2 separate regions of the Homo sapiens genome follow, and region 2 is linked to region 1. Evidence: chromatin contacts called from ENCODE Hi-C or POLR2A ChIA-PET data. All regions are on one chromosome and are shown on one strand. Each heading gives the region's core, a stretch centred on a gene start or an enhancer-like site at or near the end of the contact. The rest is flanking DNA. Distances are from core to core; before and after follow the strand shown.

Region 1 (3,531 bases), core at 513-3,012:
TATTTTAGGACCCTGAGAAGAGAGAAATTCACCCAAATTCATACAGGTGTGTACAAGCACAAATAAATCTTTGATTTGGTTAACCTCAAGAAGCTTTTGAAAGTCTAATCTGAGATTCCTTATAAGGAAAGTCTCAGTAAAGCCAATTTAAAAAGACCTTGTATGGCCAATCACATTTTTGCTGTACTTCATGCAAATAATCAGACCAAGTAGAATATATAATATGACTAAAACTTATTTTGCAAATAAATAAGGACTATGACTTATCTTTGGTAGAAATGGGGAAGTGGAGAGAGAAAAATTATCTTTCAAAAGAAAACTATACAGACACCTGTTGTTAGATTCTAGCCTTATTCATTGTTTTTGAGTTTTTATTATTTGCCTATAGTTTGGACTGAATCTTGAATTCTTTCTTGGCTACAAGTCTCCAAACTAAGGTTTTTAATTTTTTCTTCCATTTTTTTCTAACCTGAAATCTCTAGAAATTAAAACTGTGCTTTTCATAAAGCCCGGCAGACTGAAGTTAGACAATTTAAATTTTGAGAGAAATAACAGCCACTTATATGTAAACAACCTTCACGCCTGCTGATACGGACTTCTCAGAAAGTTCACTTGAAACCCTATTTTGTAACACAATTCAGAATAATCTGGCATATTGCCATTGCATTCTGAAGATGCTTCAGAGACTCTAGAAAAACTAGTCTATAGACTGCTCTAGACAGTTTTTAACCTCTGTTTAACCCTTGTTTTTTTCTATTTCCTTAGAAATACTTCTTATTAAAGATCTGTTTATCTGCATCACATATAGAGGCCTAGTCCAACTCCCATGCCACCTTCTGGAATGGGACACAGCTATTTAACTGAACTGATCTATTCTCAGGACTAAGAGACTGACTAAACAAGACTTGAGATAATATATTTAAATTTACTTTTTTCTGTTTATCCCAATTTGTCTTTCCATCTTTTGTCTATTTCTATCTAACAACCTCTAATCCAAATCTCTCCAAAGCTGTTAGTTTGGCTTTTAATATGTGAAACGCTTTTTAAGTTTCAAAGTGGGGATTGAAGTAAATAAAAAGTATTTTACTCCAAAATATATTTCTTTAACATATTCTGAAGTGATCCTGAAAATGTGTCTTCTGTGGGGGAAATTTGCATCTGTAGATCTGTAGAGAATTTGCATTAATGCAACCAGCCCTTCCCTTGTCCAGATCTAGGAAAGATTAGCTGAGAGTTTGGTACCTTTAAACTACTGAAAATAAACATTCACCATCTAAATTCTCTGAGGGCTGCTGCCAATGAGGTTTCATCTACATAACAAATCCACCTTTGCTAGCCAAGCCTCTTCCATTCTCTCTCCCATAGCCTGTCTTGAAACTATTATTAAAACCTGGTTGTGGTCATGCTGAGTCTGCATTCTTTCTGTAACCTTAAGATGTTATATAAGCATCTATACCCCCTGGAAAGTTGAGGTCTTCATCCTTAAGCCTCCCAGGTATAAATGTTAAATAAATTTGTGTGACTTTTCTCGTATGTATCCATCTGCCTCATGTCAGTGACTGTTAGCAAAACCTCAGCGGGCATTTGGCCCCTATAGTAGGCATCATAGAGCAGCTGTTCCAGACTTCACCTCGAATGAAGCAAAACTTCCATAATTAGATAGCAGTTTTACTTTTAATAGGAAGTGTTAAAGTGAAACCCGGAAGATGAAAACCCACAAATAAACCTGCTCCAAAAGTAAATCCATCAACCTGCACAGAAGTGAAACAAAGATTTTTGTAAAGTGCGAGATACCATTTCTGTTCGTCTTAGAAATGTATAACCAATGAATTTAGCATCCAACAATGAAAACTTAGCACCAAGAAGGCCTTTTGGGTCACGAAGAGAATGTTGGCCTATAAGTCCAAAGACCCGGACCCCAGATTTTGCTCTGCCCAAGAGTCTATAAAATTTGGGACAATTTCCTCTTGCAGCTCCATTTTCCTGAATTGTTTTAAAAAATGGGGTTGGATTAAATGAAACTTTATGTTTTTGAACCTCTCAGCTGTATTACTGTGTGAACAGTATTTAATGACTTTTAAGCTGCTCTCTGTTAAATGATACATCCCCTGTTTAATTCAAAGGAATATTGTTGACAGTAGATAAAAATATAAAAAGTAACTTTGAAAATTAGATTGGAAATTAGAAATATATTATCATCTCATGTCTTTTGTTATTCATAAACTACATAACATGAAACTTCACATGAGGAAGTAAACAAATGTCTGAGAGAAATCTTGGTGACAGTGATGGAAAATAAATAGAAACAAAACGGTCGAACAGGTGAACCCACAATGACTGATGAACGGGAAAGAGCAAATATATGATAAATTCTTTTCTAAATCGATTCTTTTGTGATATTCTCACCTTGAGATTTTAATATAAGAACAGTGATTATCAAGATGCTTAACAAAGTTTGCTAAGAGAAGGACACAACATACAAATTTGGATTTCACCCAACAGTGATTCAGGAAGCATTGTATTAATTCAATTGTCTTCATAGTTTGGTAGTTGCTGAAATTTCTATGGTCTCAGTCTTCATATAAAAATTCAAGGCTGAGCCCAGTGGCTCACTCCTGTAATCCCAGCACTTTGGGAGGCCGAGGCAGGAGAATCACAAGGTCAGGAGATCGAGACCATCCTGGCCAACATGGTGAAACCCCATATCTACTAAAAATATATTTTTAAAAAAGTAACTGGGCGTGGTGGCGCACGCCTGTAGTCCCAGATGCTTGGGAGGCTGAGGCAGGAGAATTGCTTGAACCCGGGAGGCAGAGGTTGCAGTGAGCCGAGATCACGCAACTGCACTTCAGCCTGATAAAAGAGTGAGACTCCGTCTCAAAAAAACCAAAAAAAAATCATATGAAAATGAGTTCTCTGTATAATTTGTTTAACATAACTCGTTGTGGTTGAACTAAAAAATGTTGAAATGGGTGATAATCAAGGGTGGTAAAGGTATATGTGGAAACCAATCAAAGTTAATTAATTTTATCTCACTGTCATAATGTTCTCAGAACATCAAGAAACTGGAGGACTCAAAGAGTTACTTGGTTTTTAAACAGCAATTAGCTAGTTTCTACTCAAATATAATGTGGCAATTTTTAACAACCTTGAAGAGTGACCATACTTGGTATATCTCTAGATACGAAGAAATAATGTTCAACCTGTTTTGAAGATGATGCTGATTAAAAGGCAGTGTTCTTGGCAGTATTCAGTAAGTTCTCTTGTATCTATAGACATTCATTAACTGCAGAGGTTCATTAAACAACTCCATGATAATGAAATTTATTTTAACTGAGTGATTTTGAGAACGAGAGAGTTGAGAAAAAATACTGACTATTTATTGTGGTTTTAGAGCATGAGGAGGAGGGAAAAAATGGGATGATTTAAATTAAGACAAGATCAGGGCTAATATGATACTTTTGGGGCCTCTAAATTATTGGTCTAAGGATTATCTCGAGAGAAGCAGAAGGCAAAATTCCCTCTGCTCTA
Region 2 (3,362 bases), core at 570-3,069, 1.6 Mb before region 1:
GAATAAAATTTGCAAATGTGCTTGTATGTTTTTAAGACTTTTTTTTTTTTTTTTTTTTTGAGACAGAGTCTCGCTGTGTCGCCCAGGCTGGAGTGCAGTGGTGCGATTTCAGCTCACTGCAAGCTCCACCTCCCAGGTTCACGCCATTCTCTTGCCTCAACCTCCCGAGTAGCTGGGACTACAGGTGCCCGCCACCACACCCAGCTAATTTTTTTGTATTTTTTTGTAGAGACGGTGTTTCACCGTGCTAGCCAGGATGGTCTTGATCTCCTGACCTCGTGAGCTGCCCGCCTCAGCCTCCCAAAGTGCTGGGATTACAGGCTTAAGCCACCGCACCCAGCTTTTTTTTTTTTTTTTTTTTAAAGACACTTTCTAAAGATCCCTGGCCAAATAAAATGTGAACAATCGGCCAGGCGTGGTGGCTCACGCCTGTCATCCCAGCACTTTGGGAGGCTGATGTGAGCTGATCACGAGGTCAAGAGATTGAGACCATCCTGGCCAACATGGTGAAACCCTGTCTCTACTAAAAATACAAAAATTAGCTGGGCATGGTGGCATGCGCCTGTAGTCCCAGCTACTCGGGAGGCTGAGGCAGGAGAATCGCTTGAACCAGGGAGGCAGAGGTTGCAGTGAGCTGAGATCGTGCCACTGCACTCCAGCCTGCGTCAGAGCAAGACTCTGTCTCAAAAAAAAAAAAAAAAAAAAGAACAATCCTCTCAAACATCTGTACCTGTGGTAGAAAGTAATTGTCTGCGCAATTCAAGGAACATTTCAGTCTATCCCAGAAAGAAATTCTGCCAGCATTGCATTTGTGTTCCCAGTTTGTCTTGCTCTCACGGTAGAACAGCTGGCACTTCTTTGTGGTGTTTGGTTTCCTTGTTTTTGTTCCTTGGCTGAGATGTGAAGGACTTGGGAGGGGCTAAGAAACCTCAGGAAGGTCGGAAAAGTAGTGGCAGAAGACACAAAAAGGAGTGGCCCCACAGGAGAAACAGCATGTGCAAAGAGGAGGCATGATAGAAAAGCAGTGGAATGGGGATGAGAAAATCTGGATTTTTGTCTTTTTTCTTTCTTCTTCTTTTTTTTTTTTTTTTTTGATATAACTGGGGAAAATTACTTCCTCAGTCCTCATGTCCTTATTTGCATCATAACTGGATTTGGGTTTTTTTGTTTGTTTTGTTTTGTTTGGTTTTTTTTTTTTGAGATGCAGTCTCGCTTTGTCGTCTGGGCTGGAGTGCAATGGCATGATCTTGGCTCACTGCAACTTCCACTTCCTGGGTTCAAGCGATTCTCCTACATCAGCCTCCTGAGTAGCTGGGACTATAGGTGTGAGCCACCATGCCCGGCCTCATAACTGGATTTGAGTCAGAGAATCTGAGGGACCTCAGTGTTGCTGAACTCGATTCATTCATTCACACAAATTGGCAGAGTACCTGCCATGTACCATGTACCTGCAGTGTGATTGGTCCTGCAATTCAAAGATGAATGAACTGAGATCGTTGACCTCAAGCTGCTTGGTTCAGTAGCAGAGACAGACATATGAGACAACCATTTGTGATGCCATATTGTGAGTGTCATGGGAATACAGGGGAGGATGGGATTAGCCTTGATGGAAAGAGAGGGAAGTCTGCAGGACTCAACAGAGGAAAAGACCTTTCCCTAGAAGGAGAAGAGGGTGAAGTTAGCCTGGGCAGCCAGGCTGGTAGGAGAAGAATCATAGAGATTGAAAAACTTCATTGCAACAACAGCGAGTAACACTATCCCACGCTCTAAAGTATTGACAACTTAGTCATGTCCTTTTGAGACACTACGTGCACCCAGAGTTCTAGGGTTGTTCTGAAGGTTGATTATGGAAACCCTTGCCCCACGTCTCCTTGCTCTGTAAGGCTGGAAAAGCATAGAATCTATTTTTGTGCTCTGACTTCGTAGCCCATCTGTCAGAAAATGCCCTTTTCACAGCAGGGTCCTAGTGACTTAATTATTGTTTGTGGAATATTTAGAAGTTTAGGTCAAGGATGAATTTCTGTTGCGAAACTGAAGGCACACAAATGAGATGTTTAAAAATGAAGTGGAAGTTTTTTGTTTTTGTTTTGTTTTTGCAGAAAAAAGATTTTTAATGGCTTGAATGTGCTGCCATAGTTGCGTCAGATTGTCAGAAAATTATGTTGTACATCTGAGAGAGAAAAGAAGAGCCTTTTGAGGAGCTGCGCTAAAATTATTTTTTGTTTAGTCTCTTAACTCTTTGGCTTGAATGAGTCATTGACTTTCCTTGCCAAGATAGGGTTAGCATTTGTTTTGTGTTTTAAAAGCAGGCCAAGGGATTGCCACGAGGGGAGACAACCTGAGCAACTGAAGGAAGAATTGCTAGAAATTGTGTTACAGTTGTTTAGTCTGAATGTGATTAGAAACAACAACAAAAATGACCTAACATTATTGACTTCAAAATTTGTTTTCTGCTTTCTTCCAAAAAAAAAAAGGTCTAAAGGAAAAAGATTTTACTATAATGTGTCCATTAAAATACAGGGCAAAGCTAACATCTCACAGGAAATGTTTTATTTGACATAGGTAGATAGCTATTGTTTGAGGGCATAAATTTTAGATAAAAGATTCCTGGCAGTCTATGCAAAAAAGGAAAATATGGTTGCCTAGCAACTTTTATTGATTGATTTAAAAGAGACAGGTCTGTCAGTAGATGTACTCTTCCCCCCGGTCCCCTTTTTCTTTTCCAGGCAGAGTTTCATTCTGTTGCCCAGGCTGGAGTGCAGTGGCTCGATCTCTCGGCTCACTGCAACCTCCGCCTCCCGGGTCCAAGTGATTCTCCTGCCCCAGCCTCCCGAGTAGCTGGGACTACAGGCACACGCCACCACGTCCAGCTAATTTTTGTATTTTTAGTAGCGATGGGGTTTCACCATGTTGGCCAGGCTGGTCTCAATCTCTTGACCTCGTGATCCGCCCGCCTCAGCCTCTCAAGGTGCTGGGATTACAGGCGTGACCCACCGCACCTGGCGAGACATACTCTTTCATATCCTTATTATGCAGATTTTTAAATATTATAAACATTGAATAGTGTAATTTGCCATCACTTAAGTAAGTTTTCCAGCTGATGATAAACTTTACTTGGTAAGACAAGTTTTTTGCATTGGCCTTCAGTAAAATCTTTCACTTAGTTGAAAGCATTTTTATATGGGGAGGAGATGTAACTAAGGCAATCTAGGTTTGTGATTTTCTATTACAGTTTGATCCAAGAAAAAATATCAGTAAGTGTGTCAATATTATCTTGTTTAGATCAGTGTTTTGAAACTTGTGTGTTCGTAAGAACTGCCTGGGGCCCTTGTTAAAATACAGATTCCAATGCCAGCTGCAGA

The links. A loop is a pair of places that touch in the nucleus more often than their neighbours do. ChIA-PET counts read pairs that join two places held with the same protein, here RNA polymerase II (POLR2A). Pooled maps may share reads with other maps.
Region 2: a pooled map shows a loop between it and region 1 (2.1-fold over the local background). The contact joins two enhancer-like sites. A Hi-C loop is called at or near these places in 1 of 37 single-sample maps with no recorded cell type and 2 of 50 pooled maps. POLR2A ChIA-PET finds 5 or more read pairs at or near these places in 1 of 52 experiments (A673).

The regions. Positions count from the first base shown.
Region 1 is chr3:191,251,427-191,254,957 of GRCh38, reverse strand. All of the region lies in intron 4 of OSTN (osteocrin), which reads right to left. Among named protein-coding and RNA genes, the nearest start is that of OSTN-AS1, 19 kb to the right of the region's middle. Within about 2 kb of position 1,762, at least 3 of the 41 ENCODE cell types and tissues checked have a DNase peak (open chromatin) inside an H3K27ac peak, as active enhancers do.
Region 2 is chr3:192,832,153-192,835,514 of GRCh38, reverse strand. The region is part of intron 1 of MB21D2 (Mab-21 domain containing 2); the gene reads left to right. Among named protein-coding and RNA genes, the nearest start is that of MB21D2, 84 kb to the left of the region's middle. Within about 2 kb of position 1,819, at least 4 of the 41 ENCODE cell types and tissues checked have a DNase peak (open chromatin) inside an H3K27ac peak, as active enhancers do.